4 separate regions of the Mus musculus genome follow, and all the other regions are linked to region 1. The links are chromatin loops, found by intact Hi-C in ENCODE. Cell type or tissue: left cerebral cortex. All regions are shown on one strand.

Region 1 (5,000 bases):
GGGGTCCTGGAGGACCGGCTTCTGTAAGTGTCACCCTTGAATGCAAATCCGAATGTCCCTTGGCTTTTCTTGACCCTGGTTCTACCTGGGAAGCAGCTGTCTGTCCTGTTTCAGTGGCCACTGTGCCCTGGCCACTGGGCAGTCCCCACCGGTCCAGAAATTATGAGTTGTAGGAGAAATGAGTGTTCATCCCCAAATACTCACTCAGGTCACCCCAGCCACATCCTTGCATTAGGGGTTGGTAAGGGTAGGGGTCAGGTAGCCTCCCTGGGTGCAGGTCCTGGGAACTTGTACTTCACTACTTCTCAAGCCCAGGAGACTGAAGCAGAGGGGCTCCCCACTTCCTGCCCATACTCTGCAAGTATTTTCTTTGTAACCCTCTCCAATTCCCTACTTCACATAAGCCATCTCTTATCTACCTGACCCTGACTAAGGCTCTGCTCCAGGCAGCAGCTGCTGGGAGGAATTCTACAAATCAAGGGGACTGCGGCTCAGGGTCCTACAAGTCAGGGGCTTCAACAGCCTGAGGAGCCCTCAAGTCCTTGCTGCAAGTGGAGGAAACCATTTAGCCCAGGTAGAGGCCACCTGGTTGGACAGAATGCCTGGGTTGGGGGTGGGGTGGATTTCCTCAAGTTTTGCTTCACCATAGGGCAGAGAGCCTGGTAGGCTGTTTCTATGATTCAGAGATGGCAAAAAGCACCAGAGAAGGAGACCATAGGTGGAGAAAGGTGGCAGCGGGCTGGAATGTACTGGGTACTCTGTCTTGGGCTCCAGAAAGGATGTGTGGGGAACTGATAGTCCCTAGGACTTTTGATCTCACTCCTGACTGAAAACCTCAGTCTCCCATCACTGAGGCTGTAGATTCCTGCCTGTTCCCTCCTAGGACTTCAGGGGACATGGAAAGCGAGGCCTCCCCAGCACTGGGATGCTGAGGTGGAGCAAAGTGTTGACAGACACTGTGATGATGAGAGCGAGCTCACTGCTCAGCTCTCTCTTCCCCTCAGCATCCCTAGACCCTGTGTGGGTCCAAGGTTGGAAGAAGCAGCAACTGGAACAGCTCTGTCTTAGTTAGGGTTTTGTTGCTATGAAGACCATGGCAACTCTTACTAAGGAAAAGATTTAATTGAGGCTGGCTTACGGTTTCAGAGGTTTAGTCCGTTATCATCATGGTGGGAGGCAAGGCAGCATGCAGGCAGTACAGTTCTGGAGAGTATCTCAGAGTTCTATATCCAGATCCACAGGCAGTAGAAAGAAAGAGCCATGAGGCCTGGCTTGGGCGTTTGAACCTCAAAGCCCGCACGCAGTAACACACTTCTCCTAAGACCACACCTACTCCAACAAGGCCACACCTCTTAGTCCTTTGTAATAGTACTTCTTCTTGTTGACCATGCATTCAAATCAGTGAGCCTCTGGAGGGCTGGGGGAGGGGGGAGGGGTGTCATTCTCATTTAACCCCTACAGGCTCCGTTCCATCCCTTTCAGTCAGGGTGTGGGGGTCACCTTTTCCCCCATAGGATGAACAATATCTTCGAGAGGCACAGGGGGACCAATGGACAGAAAGATCAGGTTTCCCCCACAAGGCTACATGGTTCGCACAGGCAAGAGGGATCCACATTCTATAACCAGGTATCAGCACTGGTTTTCAGTTTCCCAGAGGCAGCAGCTGGAACACAGCAGTGCAAGGGCTCGGCTGTTAACTGGTGTAAACCAGTGTGAGAGCGAAGGATCTTCTCAGTGAGCTGTCTTGGAGAGAGTCCCCAGACCTGTGAGGCCCATTCTGTTGCCAGGTGAACAGGTAAGCAAATGTGCTACATCCATAAGATGGAGTAATAGTCGACCAGGAAAATGAACCGACTGCCAACACATGCGGAAATGTGGACGAGCTACCAAAACATGATGCTAAGTAAAAGCCAGACACCAAAGGTCACATACTATGGAACTCCATTTACAGGAAGCTTCTGGAATAGGTAAGTTCTCAGACTATAATAGCTGGGGTCTAGAATATCACCCAGAGGACCTGTGTTAAAGTGTGGTCCCATCTGGAACTATGAGAAGGTAGTGGTACCTTGAAAAGGTAGAGCCTCATAGAACTCCCCTAGGTCACTGGGAGTGTGGTCTCAACAGGATAATGGGACTCATCTTCTCCTTCCTCTCTCTGTTGCATCCAAGCTGTGAGGAGAATGGGTTTTCAGCCATGATGTGCCACCATAAGTCTAAAAGCAACAAAGCCAACCAATCACAGGCTGGATGCTCCCAAACTGTGGGCTAAAATAAACCATCTCTCCTTGTAAGATGATGATCTCAGATGGTTGTCATGGTAACAGGAAGCTGACCAACAAGTAGACAGAAAGCAGATTGTCAATTGCTGGGGCTTTGGTAGGTAGGCCAGACAGTGCCTGCTCCATGGGAAGGTATTTCCTTGGGGATTATCAAAATGTCTTAAACACAGACACATGTATTGAGCAACACTGTGAATGTGCTAAACGTCACTGAATTTACTTAGAATATGGCCAAGGCTTGTTTTACACACTAAGTGAATTTAATTACAATCTTTCTAGAAGGTCCTGGGATCTTTGTCCTGTTCTAGAGTAGGCCAGGAAACCCTAGCAAGGAATGCCCATTGGTGAGTGGCAGTTCAGAATCACCTACAAGTTGATTTAGCAAAAACAGATTCTGAAATGTGATTCCCATGTTTGCAAAGCAAGGCCCATCATTCACAGAGAAAAGCCTGAGTGGGGAGGAGTAGTGAGCTTCATGGGTGATAGAGGCACCCCAAGACAAAGGGCTGCCCCATCACGAGCAGGGAATTTGAGGGCTCTTGAGAAACTAGTGAGTCTTGGTCATTTCTATCCAAAGGGGAAAAGCAGGGATTTAAGGGCGATAGCCTACAGCCCCTCACCCTCCTCCACTCCTCTGTTTTACTCCTCCCCAGGACAGATATGGACACATGGTGCTTCCGAGCCTGGAAGTAGTAAGAGTGTCCCTCTAACAAGCATTCCAGCCAGCTCCTGACTCCTGAAGAGAGCATAGCAGGAACTTTGGCTAGTCCCTCCAGTCCAGTGTGGCACCAGATAGAAGGAAACAGGACCTGTGCTGGCTAATAGGGAGAGTCAATTTAAATGAATCTGGAACCAAGAGTCACAATCTAGATAGGTCTGTGAGTGCATCTACCTTGTTGTTGCTGCCTCCCACTGCTGCCACCACCACTGGCCACCACTGCTGCCTCTGAATGCAACATCTTCATCCTGGCCTTTATCCTGAAGGCCAATGGTTCTCTAGCACTCCAGTAGGTCTTCAGGCCCACCTGGGGACATCCAACCCTTGAGGTGAACAGTTCTCAGCCTCTCCATTGTGCAGATAGGCATTGCTGCACTATCCAGCCTTATAGCAAAGCCAATCTAATAACTCTCCTGTATAGTATATAGTCATGTGGGAGCAGACACAGTCCTGTGTAAATGTGTATTGTTGACATGAACAATGCCCTGTCAAGGATCATAATGCCTTGTACTCATGGGAATGGAAAGACTTCCCCCTAGTCTGAGTATAGATGCCAACAGTATGTGCAGAATGTACTAACCACACCTTCCTCCTCCAGGATGACTGCAGCGGAGACTTGCTCCCCTACAAAGACCCACTAGCACAATTAGCAAACTTGTCTCCTAGGTCAGCTGCATACGATAAACTTGCCTCCTCGTTCTGCTGTATTTAATAAATGTGTCATTTTCAGAATGCTGGAGTGTCTCCATCCAAACACGTGGTCCAACCCATCCCAGTTGTACATGTGTCTGTCCTTTTTCCATTCTCCTTTGTCCCAGTCAGATCATCCCCAAAGCTGTGCATGTCAAAGTAATCCATTCTATCAATTCTGTTCCTCTGGAGTGTGTGTGTGTGTGTGTGTGTGTGTGTGTGTGTGTGTGTGTGTGTGCGCGTGCGCGCACACGCGCGCACAGGCGCGTGCACACGTGTCAGCAGTAACATCTGCAGAGCCAGATCTGCAGCATCTGAGAGACTGCTCTCCAGAGCCCTCCTGGAGCTCTGCCGTCTTGAGGTGTTAGACTGAAGCGGATTCCTCCCCGCCAGAGCTCGACTCTTCATCTGCAGCAGTGAGGTGGTAATGTCTACTCTCAGAATGGCCGCCCACTAGAGGATTGTGGGATGCAGCCAGGACAAGTCTCAGGATCCCTGAATTTAGCATAGGGTGCAACCTGGAACAGAACAACTCCCTGGCCAAGAGTGAAGCAAAGCCATGGCTTAAAGGCTTTCCCCTGGAACACATGTGTTGCAGACGCAGTCCCCAATTGTTAATTGTATTGGGAAGCAATTAGGATTCATTAACATTCTACTGAAGATCCCTTGATGACTTAAGTGATTTTATAAGAAGAGGAAGAGGAGCCAAACTAGTGTGCTCATCTGTCTCTTCCACCCACATATGATGTCATCCAGCACGTTGTGATGAAACAGGAAGCCCCTGACTGATGCTGAATGGATACCAGTGCTAAGTTCATGCATGTCCAGAATTGTGAAGTAAATACACCTCCTCTATATAAATTTCCCTAACTCAAGGACTTGGCTATGGTAACACCAGTCTAACATATGAAATAATTCATTTAGTGATTGTATGGTATAAAATGTTCTCGATGGGTCTGAACTTGCTCCAGGGATGACTAAGAGCTGCATACAATAGTAGCATGGGGGAGACCTGGAGAGTCTATGGTCTGGCACTCTGTTCAGATTTGAAGCTTGGCCACATCTACCCCAGAACCCTGGAGCTGACCTGGTAAGCTCTCCAGGGCATCTGGTCTATGTGAGCTCCACTGCCAACAGTAAGCACGGGCTGTGAGGAGCAGCAAGTACTGATGTGCTCCTCAGAGACTCCCAACTCCAGCCCTTCACCCAGGCATGTGCCTAGTACAGTGGCACTCTATCAAGGTTAGCACCACCCGCCACTCCTGCCATTCTACCATCCCAGAGGTGGGCCAGTGGCACAGGTAATCCCAGGT
Region 2 (5,000 bases), 120 kb before region 1:
TGGGTAGTGCTATTGGAAAAGGTGCCCATGTTAAGCTTTCCACTGCTCCTTGTTCCTGGCTCCACCTAGGGACACCTCCATGTCCTGTGGAGCACATCGGGTTCTAAGGACCAGTCACTGACCCAGTGTGTTTCCCAAGCACCATGGTCCTAATGGTGATGGAGAGCCAGGCTATGGAGATGGGGTGGGAAGGGCAGACGCCCTTTTCCAAGAGTCTCAAATAAGAATCAGGACAGGTTCTTGCCTCAGCTTTCAACTTTCTAAACTTCGTGGACCACAAAGGATGTGGTTGCCATTGCTCCCTGCATGTACTGCCTGCCTCTCTACCCTTCTTCCCATACCACCCATGTGACCGGAAGGCTCATGACCTTTCTTCTGCTATCGAGGGTACCCCTCCTAATCTTTCACTCTTTAAGGCTGTGTTTCCTCTGGCCCATTCTGCATCCCCAGGAGTCCCTTGAGGACATAGCCTGTTATCTGTTCATCTACCACTGGTGCCAGGGAGTTCACCCCAGAAGCACAGGCCTGAAAATGAAAGTCATCCTCTGGTCACTGGGTCACCAAGAGGCTGACTCTTTCTCTAGCGTCAAAGGGAAACACGCTTTGACTCTCTCCTAGAAAATTCTAGACACACCAACACGGCACCTACGGGAGCCTTGGGAAGCATATTGAGAAACGCTATTCTGGATATTTTTGTGATACTCCAAATAACTTCAGTTTTCTCTCTCATCTTAAAGTCTCTTCTAACAACAAAAAAAACTCTTGCGTTGAGGACTTCCTTCCCAGCAGGTGGCGCTATTGAGCAGTGATTGAATCCTGAGCACCAGCAATCTATTCCTGAGTTCATACATAGGCTACAGATCCTCTCTGTGCCTTGTGTGTGTGTGTGTGTGTGTGTGTGTGTGTGTGTGTGTATAATATATATATATATTGGGGCTCTGCACAAATGAAGCTATCGCCATTACCGACCAAGCATTAGTTGAGGGACGATAAGTGTCCACCGAGAAGAAATGAAGCCCATTTGTGAAGTCAGTAGCAAGCGGGCCTCTTTGTACTTTGAAGCAGCAGAAAAGGCCAAACAGACCCATTGTTGCTATTTGTGGCTTTAAGAAGACCCTATATCTGATTGGCTGAGTGAAGAACAGAGAGGGTGTGGTAGAAACCGGAAGCACACTGTCTGTGGGGCCCTCAGCAGAACCATGTGGACTGCATCTCTACATAACCACACAGCAGCCGCAGAGCAGACAGTGAGCATGATCACACGGCACTTGGCAGAAAGGCAGACAGACTGGCTCGCCTCAGACGCTCCAGCTGGACCTCAGACGGAAGGTGCAGAGATTCAAATCCTTGGTCTCTCCACCGGGGATGTGAGCACCCTGGGTCCTCTTACATTGTAAGCGATGGGCTGTTAGGAATGACAGCCCCGAAGTCAACCAAGGTGGTTTTCATTCTCTCATTTGTCTGCCCTGAACACTTCACTCATTGGCAAGTATGTACGGTCCAGCTGGGAGGACTGATAACCAGCTCACAAAAGAGGTACCTTGAGTCCCCTGGCCGCAGTGAAACGGCTCCTCTAGGGTCAACACCTGGCTAGGGGCTGGCTGCTCCCTTTCTGTGCTTTTGTGCAAGAACCTTCCCTGTAGGGTGTGGACTGGCCCGGTACATTCTGCGTGTCTCCCATGGTCCTGGCTATGCACATTAACTGTAACACGATGACATAATTATAGAAACAGAGGACACCCTTCATTTCCTCAGTCACCTGCAGACCCAGAATATGCTGGAGAAAACTTGGATGCACCAACTCCTCATTACAAGCTGAGGCTAGCAATGAACAAAATAAATATGCATTGGAGACTGAATGCTATAATTAGCGTTTCCATGTGGCTAAAGAAAACGAGAGACATTTTAATTCCGGGCCTCTGGTTGCATGTTAAGTTGCTGCGAAGGGAATGGTCCTTGGGGGTTAACCTGTGAGGGACAGGCATTGTCTTAAGATCCTTGGTGTAGGTGGGATTCAAATGGAGCGGCTATGCCATTAGATAGCCCAGGGCTGAGCTTACTTCCTAGAGCCCAGTGAATACTCCCAATTGTAAGAGAGGCTGGCGTCGTCCCCTGGCACCCATGGTCCGGGTGAATCTATTCATTTAATAAATAATTAGCATTCGCATATCTGTTGTTCCTGGTGATGTCAGAAAGTACCTTTTCGTACTGTCTTCCAAATTCACATCTAGACGTGTGATGCTTTGACCTGCTACCTCCTTTAACTCAGTGCTGGGGACAATCTCAAAGCATTGTCCTGCTCTGCCCTTGGGGTAGCTAGCCAGCCTGAGGATTTTGTGCTTTCTTGATAACATAACTGGAGAAACTGGCATGTCTGAAAGAGAACAGGCCACATGGTCCTGAGCTCTTCTGCCCAAGGGGTGATAGGACTCTGTGTATCTCTTCTGGGGGATACATGGGGATTTGAGGTGACAGATAGGCAATCTGGGGGAATCCCCAGCATGGAGCCCAGGAGAGTCAAAGAGGAGATACCCGGCTCTTCTGCCTTCCGTGTTCCCAGGCACCAGCTTGTTGTAACACCGCGTTCTCAGGCCTCAGTGACTACAAGAGTTGTAAAACAGGCTGTAGCCTCACTGAAGGCACAGTGGCCACAATTAGCAACTGGAGAGGTGCAGTGTTGATCTCACAGGCATGAGGTGACTTATCCCAACTCACCTAAGAAGATTGTTCACACTAAGAGCTTTTTAAAACCCCAGTTTAGAGAGAGCTGAAGAATTCTCTCTGCCATTCAAGACCATCTTTAACAGAAAGCACACCGGAAGGGTGGTCCTGAAACACCCGTGTGACAGGCAGAGATCTGGAGTACCCTGAGACTTCAACTACCAGCCCTGTGCTCTGTGGATGGACAGCACCCCCTGCAGGACAGAACCTCCAGATAGAGATGTGTTAGACATGCTTATGTCCTGAAAGCCTTTTATTTTGTGAGACCTGGGTGGGGCTGGGTATTCATCCTGGAATTTCCAGAAGTTTTTCTCCTTAACTCCCAGAGAAATTTTATTTTGAAACAGAGTCTCACATAGCCCAGGCTGGCCTTGAACTCTCCATGTAGATGAAGATGAACTTGAACTTACCTTCCTGCCTCTACCTCTACAGTCAAGGAAGACACACCCCCCCCCCTCCACACACACACCCCTTGTGGCTGTGGCTGTATCACAAATAGTGCTAGGACTTGCCAAAGCCACAGCAGCACCTGGAGGTGACCTGATGATGGATGCCATGCTAGGCTCAACGTGACAGACTGGGAAAGTCTAAAGTCCTGAATCCTGGAGCCAGGAACTGTTTCCAGCCTCACATCCTGATGTCCTGGTGACACAGGGACAAACTGTCCTCACCCCCCCCCACCCCCCACCCCCCACCCCCCACCCCCCGGGCTCCACTCATGCATCCTGTTCTCCTGCTGAGAGGGGTGCCACTCTGGGCTGCTGCTGCTCAGGCCTAGGGTCGTGCGTGCTTTGTGCAGACACTCTGGGGGACTCTTTCTCCCTCTGTGCCCTCTAGGGAGGCTTTTGGAACCACATCTTAGAGTACAAAGCTGGGAAGCTTGGCCACAGACTCTGGCATGGTCAATTGGTCCTCAGTGGGACGCCTGTGGATTGGCTTCATCCCTGACTTGACATCTAATCCAACCCACCCATGCATTCCGGAGGTGGCTGGCACTCCTTACTTGGGGGCCAGGTTGGCTATGACAAGGGTATAATATACCTGTCCTTGCTATCTCGATTTGTGACTGGCAAGGGGTATTTAAGCATCAGTCCTGAGGGGAAGGGTTACTTCTTGACAATGACCCATGTACTTTGGGGCCTATGTTTGCCTGCTTGGGATTCCTGAGTACCTCAGCCTGTGGGAAGCCTCTTTATTGGACCCCAGGGCGATGAATATTGAGTGGATGGATTCGGAAACACGGTGTCTGGTGCTCAGCAGGCAATTAACAACTGCTAATTGATTCAGATGGCTAACCCAGGAAGCAGCGAGTGGACTAAAAACTCCATGAAAACGAATTGACTCCATCAGGATTAATAATAATAATAACAATAATAATAACAATAATAATAAATAATATCACAGGGATGACTGGTTTCAGCATGGCCTTTCACTATCGGGCTCCTTTTAGGGGTGGTCTCTTCTAAGCACATCCCAAGCAGGATGCAGTCAACTGTGGCTTCCTTAGGGCTTGGTCAGGAAACCTCTCGTTATACAGTGTGTGACATTCCACATGCCTGACGGTTCCCCTGGGCGCTGCTGGGTGGAAGCTGTAAGCTCTATCCTCGGTCTCCGACTCCTGTGACATACTGTCACCTGCTGAATTGCTCCAGTTCGTCCTGTGACATACTGTCACCTGCTGAATTGCTCCAGTTCGCTGCATCTCTCTGCGTTTCATCCTTTCTCCCAGACTCAGTTTAGAGATGGTGTGGTCCTCGTTCGCCTGCGGCTTGAAGCACACGGTAATCACATTCTTCTTCCTCTGGGCTCCACTCCACTGTGGGAGATTCCAGGTCTAGCCACACAGGCTTCAAGGGAAAAAAGAGCCATAATATGTGAGCCACAGACCTGCCCATAAGAACTGTGGTTGGCGGGAGATTTATAAAGCCAGTGACCGGCACTGCTGTTTAACTTCAGAGCGGAAGGAACACTGTGCTGTTTAGCAGTCACTCCTCATTGTGTCGCTGAGGGTGACCCTGAACTTCAGATCCTCCTGCTTCCCCTTCTCAAGCCTTGGTATTACCCGCACGTGCTACCATACCTTTCTCAGACATACCTTTTTAATTTTGGAGGGTGAATTCTTAGACCCTGTGATGACGTCATGTCAGTGCTTTGAGAACGGCCGATCAAGCTCTGCTTCCCTGGTCTGAAGCTCTAAACTCGCCTGCATTCTACACTAGCAGGTTTCCCATGGCAACGATCCCACGTCTTGGCACCAATGTCCCGTGTTAGCTACCTTT
Region 3 (5,000 bases), 72 kb before region 1:
GGTCCCCAGCATTGCATTTGACCACAGGATAAAACCCAGAACATCAAAACATAGCTTCCAGTCTTGAGAGGGTTCAGAAGTCAACATGAAATTACCGGCTGCTATGACAGAGTAGTGTGTCTTTAAAACCTGATTCCCTCCTTGTAAGTTCCCTGATGCCTTTCAGAAGATGGATGGAGACCTCCCAGGTGACAGCAAACATGAAAGGTGGGATGGTAGACCCCCCCAGCAGTGCCCCCCACTTGTTTAGGGGAAGCTGCTAATAACATGCAATTATGTGTTCTTCCCCATGGAGCAAATTGCAATGCTTTGCAGGAAAAGATACTTACATAATGATCATACAAACTCGATCGGCTTTCATTTTAAAAATTAATCTTCAGGCAATTAAGTTGTTAATTTGGGATTTAATTAACGTGAGTTCTAGATACAAAACAAAGTTGGGTGTTCTAAGACCTGACAAATGCAAAGTAATAAGGGGACAGGGGGTGCACAGGGGTGCGAGAAAGAGTTCACTTATCACCTATAATGAAAAACAGTTATTTTGTGTAGCCTATGAAGGCAAGAGTCAGAGACCTTTGAATTTTCAAAGATACAACATTAAGCAAGCACAAATGATTTGTAACTACAAAGTTCTAGAAAAGGAGGGAAGGAGATGGCAGGAGTTGGGTGTTGTGTTTTCTGGTGTCTGGGACTCAATAGCAGAGGAACAATGATAGATACACGGAGATTTTGGGGACCAAAGCTGGAGGACTGGAGAGGGAAGAAAGGTGGAGGGGGGTCATGGAATTCCAAAAATATCACTCTTGGTCTGGGTAGATTGTGGGTATGGTGTTTGCCCTGCAAGCACAAAGATCTGAGCTTGGATTCCCATAGCCTCGCCCCCTCCGAAAAGCCCAGAGTGATGCCAACCTGTAGTCCCAGCATTTGGTAGAGACTAGCAGATCCAGTCTAGGGGAATTGGTAAGCTCCAGGTTAAGTTAGAGACTCTGCAAAATAAAGGAAGCTAGAGAGCAATTGGAGACAGCTGACATCAACCATGGCTTGTGCACATGTGTGTGCACACACACATGCCATATCCCCCTTGATTACCTGCGCTTTGTAAATCTGTCCTTCCTTTGTCCATCCCACCCCACTTCCCTCCTTCTTCCCCTCACATATCCAACCTTTCATGGATGTTGGAAGAAAATTTTAAAAAAGCAGCTGGTCCTATTCAAACCCAGGCCTCTTGAAGCTGAAGATGTGTGAACAGAGTGTGGCTGAGGGGATACAACTACACCAGGTGTTTAAGCCAAGGGCCCTTCAGATGGTTCTGTGATCCCAAAGCAGGTATTAAAATGTTCCCTCTGGTCCTGTTGACAGCTCATATGAAAATCCTGGGTCCAGAAATGTCTTCTACCTCTGTGGCTCTGTGCCCCATTTGCTGCATACGTTTTACCTCTTTAAGGACAGCACCCCAGTTTGGGGCTGCTGCCCAGCCACTTGCATGTAAGCATGTTTGCATCCTTGTGCTCTTTTCTGGAGTCATCTTCTCCATAGTCATCCCATAGAACAGTGGAGATGTGAAATACGGCATACATGCAGCTACATACTGACAAAGCTCAGGGGAGGGTCCTCTGTGGTTCAGCAAGTTGTAAGCTTTGTTTAAGATAGATAGGCTGTCAGGCATAGTGGCACGCATCTTTAGTCCCAGCACTTGGGAGGCAGAGGCAGAGGCAGAGGCAGAGGCAGAGGCAGAGGCAGAGGCAGAGGCAGAGGCAGAGGCAGAGGCAGAGGCAGAGGCAGAGGCAGAGGCAGAGGCAGAGGCAGAGAGGCAGAGGCAGAGAGGCAGAGGCAGAGAGGCAGAGGCAGAGAGGCAGAGGCAGAGAGGCAGAGGCAGAGAGGCAGAGAGGCAGAGAGGCAGAGAGGCAGAGAGGCAGAGAGGCAGAGGCAGAGGCAGAGGCAGAGGCAGAGGCAGAGGCAGAGGCAGAGGCAGAGGCAGAGAGGCAGAGGCAGAGAGGCAGAGGCAGAGAGGCAGAGGCAGAGAGGCAGAGGCAGAGAGGCAGAGGCAGAGAGGCAGAGGCAGAGAGGCAGAGGCAGAGAGGCAGAGGCAGAGAGGCAGAGGCAGAGAGGCAGAGAGGCAGAGAGGCAGAGAGGCAGAGGCAGAGGCAGAGGCAGAGGCAGAGGCAGAGGCAGAGGCAGAGGCAGAGGCAGAGGCAGAGGCAGAGGCAGAGAGGCAGAGAGGCAGAGAGGCAGAGAGGCAGAGAGGCAGAGGCAGAGAGGCAGAGGCAGAGGCAGAGGCAGGCTGATCTCTGAGTTCAAGGCCAGCCTGGTTTACACAGAGAGTTTCAGGACAGCTAGGACTACATAGAGAAACCCTGTCTCAAAACCATGCTGCTCCCCCTCAAACTCCCCTTCCCCCAAAGATAGATCAGCCTTGGACATTGATATAACCTTTCCATGGGTCTTTTTTTAAGTGACCCCAGGACATCTGTGAGGCTTTTGTGCCATGGATCCCTGAGATGGGCTATAGGATGAAGGAGAGGGGCCAGGCCCACAGAGGACACCTTACAGGGACCAGGAGCTGGGATAAAGGGAGCCCCAGTGCCCAACTCCTGTTCCAGGGACAACACCCCAGGACTATGAAGCTTGGCAGGGTCCGTGGAAGCAGAAGGTCAGGCTGCAAATGTTCTAGTGACCCAGCAGGAGATCACAAGGTAGACAGGGGTGCTGTGGTAGAAACAGGAAGTATCAACTCCCTCCCCAACTCCCTCCTGATCTCTGAACAATGCAGAGCACCACCAGAGTACCACCTCTCCTCTCCAGGACCCCTCTGGCGGCTCCATGAGTGGCATGTGACAAGCTGTCTTGAATGGTCAGATGTTTTTGTGTGCCTGTGACGGTCCTGGCAGATGGTGACAGGTGTCTTGTGGACAAGGCTGGAGTTCCAGGCCGCTCTGTTGGGGGGGGGGTTGCTCTTTTTCTTGGCTCATTTCCTGCTCTATCAACTGAAGGTTTCAGAAGTTAAATTCAAAGTTGCTGGTGATTTTGAGTCACTTTTTTTTTTTTCAATAGCGCCTCTTGAGTGAAGATTAGGCGGCTGTGTGGGCGGCTGTTAAGGGTGCCTCATTTCCACATTGAGAGCCTACCCACACAGCAGATTTTAGTGGTACTTGAAACGGGACCTGATTTTGCCTCTCAGCTGTTACATTAAAATAAAATGCCCTTCGTCTGATTATGAAGACAGCCAATTTAAATGTATAGATACCATTTCCCAGAGGGGAGGGATGTCTTTATTGATTCTGAGACCTCGTGTTGCTTCGTGTGACATATCAGGTGCTTGGCACATTCACTTTCTAAGAGAGAATGGCCCAGGACAGAGGAGGGGACGGTTGTTTGAGTCATGGCTCTGTGGCTGTCTTGCTGTGCAGCTCTAATGAGTCACCTCCCTGAGTCTTAGCCTCCGTCCACGTTGGGACAGTCAACCCTGCTTGTGCAATTGATCACAGCATCCTGAAGATGGAGGCTGAGGGATGGGAGGCTCTTAGCACACTGGCTGTCCTGTGGCAGTCTCTGCCCTTGCTGTAGTTTGGGCAGTCATGACCTTAATGTTTGTCCTGCCCTTCCTTCTTGTTCTTTTCTTTCCTCTTTGGACAATTCTCCTGCTGTCACCCCCCCTCTTTCTGCCTGTTACAGCAAATAACTTAAGTGTCTTCTCTCTCTTGCCCAAACTGCAGAGCACACAGGCCTGAGCAGGCTGCCCAGGGCTCAGCACAGTATGAGCTTGGTGTGTGGATTGGTGCTTTGTTGATTTGATTCAAGCTAGAGTCACCTGGGAAGAGGAAGTGTCAGTTAAGGAATTGCCTCTACCAGATTGGTCTGTAGGCAACTCTGGGGGGCATTTCCTTGATAACTGATTGCTGTGGGAGGGCCCAGCCCACTGTGGGTGTGGTTGCCCCTGGGCAAGTGATGCTGGATGGTCTAAGAAAGCAGGCTGAACAAGCCATGGAGAGCAAGCCAGTAAGCAACACCCCTCCATGGCCTCTGCTTCAGTTCCACATCCAGGGTCCTATCTTGGCTTCCTCCCTCAATGGACTGTGACCTGGGATATGTAAGCCAACATATGTAAACACACATACACCTGCCAAATGCCTTTGAGTCAGGGTGTTTTAACACAGTAATAGAAGCCTAGCAAGAACAGGAAAGCTCTGTGGCGTTCACAGCGCTTTTCACCTGTCTGCGTTATTTCTCTTCTTCCGTGCTGAAGCTCTGTATTCTACTCAAGGCGGGAGAAGTCCTGAGACTCTTGGGCTCCCCGTGTTACCAAGGTCCAAACCCTCTCTAGCTTCACTTGCTGCAATTTCGCTGAAGGGGCCATATAGCTGGGTAATACATCATTAGTCTCCCAGAAGCTTTGCTGTGGGAATGCTTCCACTGGGTACATTTCGACTACAGTTGTCAAAGTTCCTTTCTGGGACTGTAAGGCCGCTTGACCTAGATGCCCCATGGGTGACTGGATGAACAGGTTTGGCATTGCCTTCATTTTGTGTCAGTCTGTTGAATGAGGTAAGCCGCAGGTCAGCGGCTGCTGGGCCTGCGTGCAGAATGCTGATTGTCTGCTGAAGCGGACAAGTGTGCATGTGTGAAATCCATGTACGACACAGCCTGTATATGTGTTTGTGCATGGAGTGGGGGGGGTCATATGACAACTGAGGGAGTTGGCTGTCTTCTTTCCCTATGTGGGACCCAGGATGGAACTCAGGCTGCCAGGCTTAGTGTGGCTGGACTGGCAAGTGACTTTACTTGACAAACCATCTAAAAGCCTTAATCTTAACCCTACCCTATCCATAAAGCAGCTTACACATTTAACACTCTCCAGTCCGTCATAGGCCCATACTGAACCACACGTGACGATGTTTGCCCAGGATGATGGCTCCAGCCACAGAGGAACTCAGAAGTTTCTGTGACAGGTTGGTCACGGGCCTGGGAAAGAAGGAAACCATCTTCTGACAATGAATTACCAA
Region 4 (5,000 bases), 95 kb before region 1:
TACTTGAGTTAATCTTTCATTCATTTTTTTTTTCTGGATTTTGAGCTACTGCTTTTCTGTTGTTTGTGCGACCGTTTGAGTGAGAAATGTTGCCCACAGGCTCAGATATTTGAACACTTGGTTATCCTCTTTGGGGAGTTTTCGGCGGTGCAGCGTTACTGAAGGAAGTGCGTCACCAGGGACGGGCTTTGGGAGTTTAAATCTCAGGGCACGTCCTATTCTTTTTCTCTGGTTTGTGTTTGTAGTTCAAGACAAGTTCTCTGAGCTTCCACTTCCTTGTGCCACGCCCACTGTTTGCTGCCACCTCACACAGTTGGCATTTTGTGATTTTCTTCCTGACAAGCTCGCACTATATAGCCCAGGCTACTCTTGACTCTACTACACTGCCTCAGCCTCTCAACTGTGGGGATTATGGGTGTGCGCACCTCACAAGGCTGAGGCATTGCTAAGAAAGCTTCCAGGTTTGGACTTTACCTATGTTTTGTTCTATGAAGACTTTTGTGTGTATATATATTTTGGAGAAGTGAACCCAGTCTTGTATTAGTCTAATGTTTATGCATATATAATCATTTCACTTTTTAAAAAGCTGTTCTTGGGACTGGAGAGGTGGCTCCGTGGTTAAGAGCACTTGCTGTTCTTGTAAAGGTCCTGGCTTCAATTCCCAGCATCCACATGGCCATTTACAACCAGCAGTAACAACTTATTCCTGGGATCCTACTTTGTCTTTTGGGTTCTGTAGGAACTAAGAATGCATGCATACAGGAGAACCTCATAAGCGTATATTTTTTTAAAAGTTGATCTTACGTATTTGGTATTTGGGAGTGTCAGATGGAGTGGAGACAGGAAGGTGAGGGATGGATACTACCAAGATACATTGTTTACATATACAAAATTGTCAAAGTACAAAGGGATATTATTTTAAAAGAAGCTGACCTTTTCACTAGAGACTTCAAATGCTGGCTTTATTTTCTACTACACATGGGTGTCTAGTTTAATTCCTCTGGTTTAGGCCTGGGTCTGTGATTTCGTGCACTAACACGAGCTGGGATCGGATTCTAGGATCCTGTCATCATGTTCCTCTCCAGCCTGTGAAGAATTAGTGTCTCAGTTTGGAGCTGAGATGAAAGGATGGACCATGTAGAGACTGCCATATCCAGGGATCCACCCCATAATCAGCATCCAAACGCTGACACCATTGCATACACTAGCAAGATTTTATCGAAAGGACCCAGATGTAGGTGTCTCTTGTGAGACTATGCTGGGGCCTAGCAAACACAGAAGTGGATGCTCACAGTCAGCTAATGGATGGATCACAGGGCTCCCAATGGAGGAGCTAGAGAAAGTACCCAAGGAGCTAAAGGGATCTGCAACCCTATAGGTGGAACAACATTATGAACTAACCAGTACCCCGGAGCTCTTGACTCCAGCTGCATATGTATCAAAAGATGGCCTAGTCGGCCATCACTGGAAAGAGAGGCCCATTGGACACGCAAACTTTATATGCCCCAGTACAGGGGAACGCCAGGGCCAAAAAGGGGGAGTGGGTGGGTAGGGGAGTGGGGGTGGGTGGGTATGGGGGACTTTTGGTATAGCATTGGAAATGTAAATGAGCTAAATACCTAATAAAAAATGGAAAAAAAAAGAATTAGTGTCTCATCACTGTGGAGGAACACATGACAGACTACTATTTGTTCAAAATTTTGTCTGTTCTCTCCAGAGTGATTTTCTTTTTCTTTTTTTCTCTTACATTTTGGACATTGTAGCTGACACAGACATATGCTGCTCAGACTGCCTTTCAAGAAGGGTCTGGCAGCTGAGGAGATGGCTCTGTCAATAAAGTGCCTGTCACTTTAGTATGAGAGTCTGAGTCTGAAACCCTAGCTCCCATGTAAAAGCCCGACACTGTGAGGTGCATGTGTAACCCCAGTGCAGGGGTGGGGTGGGGTGGTGGTGGCAGCAATGGAGACAGACTCTCCAGAGCTGGAGTCTGAACTAGCCATGACTACATAGTCAGCCTTTGTCCAAAAAAAAAAAAAAAATCCCAACCAATCAAAACAAGACAAAAGAAGGTCCTGGCAGCTTGGGAGCATAGTTAGCCCTGTATGCATGCATGTGTATTCACACACAACCCGAGGGTGGAGGGTGGAGGACAATTTGCAAGAAAAGGTTCTCTCCATTAGTTGGGTTTGGGGATCGAACTCAGGTTGTCAAGCTTGGTGTCAAATGCCCTTATCAGTTAAGCCATTTCCCTATTCCCCCCACCCCATCTCTTCTTAAAAATGTAAGTTAGCATATGAAATACTGGATTTCATTAGTACACACACACACACACACACACACACACACACACACACATATATATATGCCGTTTTACTTTGTTCTTACTTGTCTCCATTAGTGATGGAGAGCTGTTTTGGGTGCTTATCAAGCAGGGTGATGAGATTTGCAGGGTGATGAGTCCTGCACCCCATTCCTGCCTCTCCCCTCCCCCTCCAGCCAGGCAGGACCCCAGGTCTCTTAAGGCTTTAGCATTTGGGAGCAGATGAGACAAGAAAGAAGATGAGCGATTCTGAGTTCTTTCCACCAGAAACAGAGGCCATTTAGGGGGTGGATCATAGCGATTTCCACAGCAGATTTCATTTCTAAAGTTGTCTTTGAACAGACGGTCTTCGTGTACCAGTTTTCTTGAAGAAACTACGGAAAACAAGCAGATGCAGTTATATCTAAAGAATTAATGGTTAAAAAAAATCTTTGGGGACTGCTGGGAGGCTGAACACTTGGTGGGGGATTCTTTTTTCAAAGGCAGAACTTGCGAGTTTGCTCAGAAGCTGTAAAAGCATTTTATGACCCTGCATTAAGCAGCCTGCTGTTAATGGAGCAGAGCAGTTTTTCCTTTGATAATTGCCTATTATTACTCAGAAACTAGCATCTTTAGAAATGCCTCAGGCTTTCTCTGTCAGCCCCGATCCCACAGCTGATGGGGCACCTGAGTCTCTCTGCACACTCAACAGCATTTATAGGGCCTGTGGCACCTGCACAGGCACTCAACTGACCCCTACACACCGAGTGCTCTGAAGAGCAGGCTGAGCCAAGCCCTCTGAGCATAGAAACGTTGCTCCAGTCTGTCTGGCAGGGGCTTCGTTAGGCTTAAGAGCCAGATGTCCCCAATTTAGCTTCATATTCCCCATCGACACTTAAATAAGTCACCCACCTTCTTGTATCCAACTTTCTCATCTACTGGAAAGCACATATCATTCTATCTCACAGCATAGCCAGCGGTAGCAGAGAAAATCACATATAAAAGCACTCAGCAAGAGACGGGCGTGTAGTGATTGCCTACCAAATTGAAATCTGTGCCCATCTGTGGTTTGGGATACCCAACTCCTCCCCCCAGTGGTTCCCACTGTCTCTTAGCATCACCTGGAAATGAGAGCAACAACAGCTTGGAATTCTAACAGACACAAAGCCTTGTGCCTGCCCTGGCCCCGTGCTTAGGAGGTATACTCAATAAAGATGGCCAATCACTCCATCTCCATTGCTCTGTGAGGAGGCACTCCTTGGATCTTATTAACAAGCATCCCATTATCGTTTGGGAAAGAGAAATACCAGTGCTATGAGGAGCCAATTTTCAAACAGAACTTGTTTATGTAGCCTGGTGTAGTGGCACATGCCAGTAATTCCAGCACTTAGCAGGCAGAGAAATACCAGGACTCCAAGTTTAAAGACCGCTCGAGCTACATGGCAGAGACCCAGTCAAAAGCTGGGGGGAAAATAATAATAATACAGCAGATATTATGTCAAACAGATGCTGGACTGGAAGGCACCCCACTGTCTATGGGACTTTGCAGCCCTGGGGATGGTTACCAAAGAGCTTTCTGTAAGGGGAATGTCTGTTCTGGGAAATGTCTCCACGACCTTCACTAAACCTGCCCCAAAAGCCAAGTTCAGATGGAGCATCGCAGGATGGGTTACACCAGTGCTGTCCAGGCCTTGGATGCGTGGGATGTGCCACAAGCAAGCACAGGACCATCTGCCTTCATGAAGAAGGGTTCCAGCCAACCCCACAAACTGCTAACCGACCCATTCTCCTTCTGCCTGAACAGGAGGCCTTAGGGGACAGGTTCGATTTTAGATTCTTAGGTACTTTGGGGCTATCTGTGAAAAGGTGGCCACGCCATGCCTGCAGGTCCCTGCCTCCGCTGGAACCCAGAGGAAAGGTGGCCCTGCCATGCCTGTCTCCACTGGACTCCAGGGGAAAGGTGGCCAAACGATGCCTGCAGGTCCCTGCCTCCGCTAGAACCCAGAGGAAAGGTGGCCCTGCCATGCCTGTCTCCACTGGACTCCAGGGGAAAGGTGGCCAAACGATGCCTGCAGGTCCCTGACTTCATTGGAACCTGGGCCTGTTCGATGCTCTTTTTACAGAATGAGTGACCTGTACCTGCCAGGTCACCCCTTGCATGTGCTTCCTTGGGCACACACTAGCCCTTTTAAGGGTGGTCCCTTTTAAGAGGTGGAGCTGAGGACAGACCATCACACATTAAGTACTTGCGGCTGCTAAGCAGCAAGTGTGGGTAGGATGAGATTTAGGAAGGATGAGACCGGGGGAAGCCAGTGATTTGTGAGGTGTGGTCCAGAATGGGGGCAGGGCGCATGTCTCCTGGATCTGTGTTAATCCCTCTAGCCCCACCCCACCCATAAGGAACATGATCTGGAATCCAGAGCAGTATGTAAGGGCAAAGCTGACCATATGGTAGTGTCGGCACCCATGGCATGGTATCTGCTCACAGACTTCTTCATACAGGCAAAGGGAGTGCGCTGGAGGCTTATGGATTCTACAGGTGTGCTGTGTTTGGAGGAGGGCTTCAGTGGGGAGGGAAGTGGGCCATGCAGAGAGGAGTGGCAGTGATGGGGGCGGTGACCATTTAGGATGGAGGGGAAATGACTGCAGAGGAGGAACAGAGAAGAGGCAGTGAGGCACAGCTGGCCTTGGTGTGGGTAGG

The links. A loop is a pair of places that touch in the nucleus more often than their neighbours do. Peaks named below come from ENCODE experiments on the same cell type or tissue, not always from the same donor. Only the 100,000 strongest peaks of a DNase experiment are listed, where the experiment ranks them.
Region 2: a loop joins it to region 1, with 3 times the contacts of the local background. A loop is called at or near these places in 2 of 42 quality-filtered maps.
Region 3: it touches region 1 in a loop (2.2-fold over the local background); 2 of 42 quality-filtered maps call a loop at or near these places.
Region 4: a loop joins it to region 1, with 2.0 times the contacts of the local background. A loop is called at or near these places in 3 of 42 quality-filtered maps.

The regions. Positions count from the first base shown.
Region 1 is chr12:17,153,689-17,158,688 of GRCm38, forward strand. No RefSeq gene overlaps it. Among named protein-coding and RNA genes, the nearest start is that of Kcnf1, 21 kb to the right of the region's middle. In left cerebral cortex, no CTCF peak of the experiment used is centred here; DNase peaks (open chromatin) are centred at 2,298, 4,068 and 4,426; H3K27ac peaks cover 1,091 bases.
Region 2 is chr12:17,032,466-17,037,465 of GRCm38, forward strand. No RefSeq gene overlaps it. Among named protein-coding and RNA genes, the nearest start is that of 2410004P03Rik, 23 kb to the left of the region's middle. In left cerebral cortex, CTCF peaks have their summits at 779 (motif pointing right) and 2,915 (motif pointing left); DNase peaks (open chromatin) are centred at 806, 1,192, 1,762, 2,909 and 1 more place; H3K27ac peaks cover 1,446 bases.
Region 3 is chr12:17,081,964-17,086,963 of GRCm38, forward strand. No RefSeq gene overlaps it. Among named protein-coding and RNA genes, the nearest start is that of 2410004P03Rik, 73 kb to the left of the region's middle. In left cerebral cortex, no CTCF peak of the experiment used is centred here; DNase peaks (open chromatin) are centred at 3,108 and 3,885; H3K27ac peaks cover 1,633 bases.
Region 4 is chr12:17,058,489-17,063,488 of GRCm38, forward strand. No RefSeq gene overlaps it. Among named protein-coding and RNA genes, the nearest start is that of 2410004P03Rik, 49 kb to the left of the region's middle. In left cerebral cortex, no CTCF peak of the experiment used is centred here; DNase peaks (open chromatin) are centred at 2,661, 3,375, 4,005 and 4,885; H3K27ac peaks cover 1,798 bases.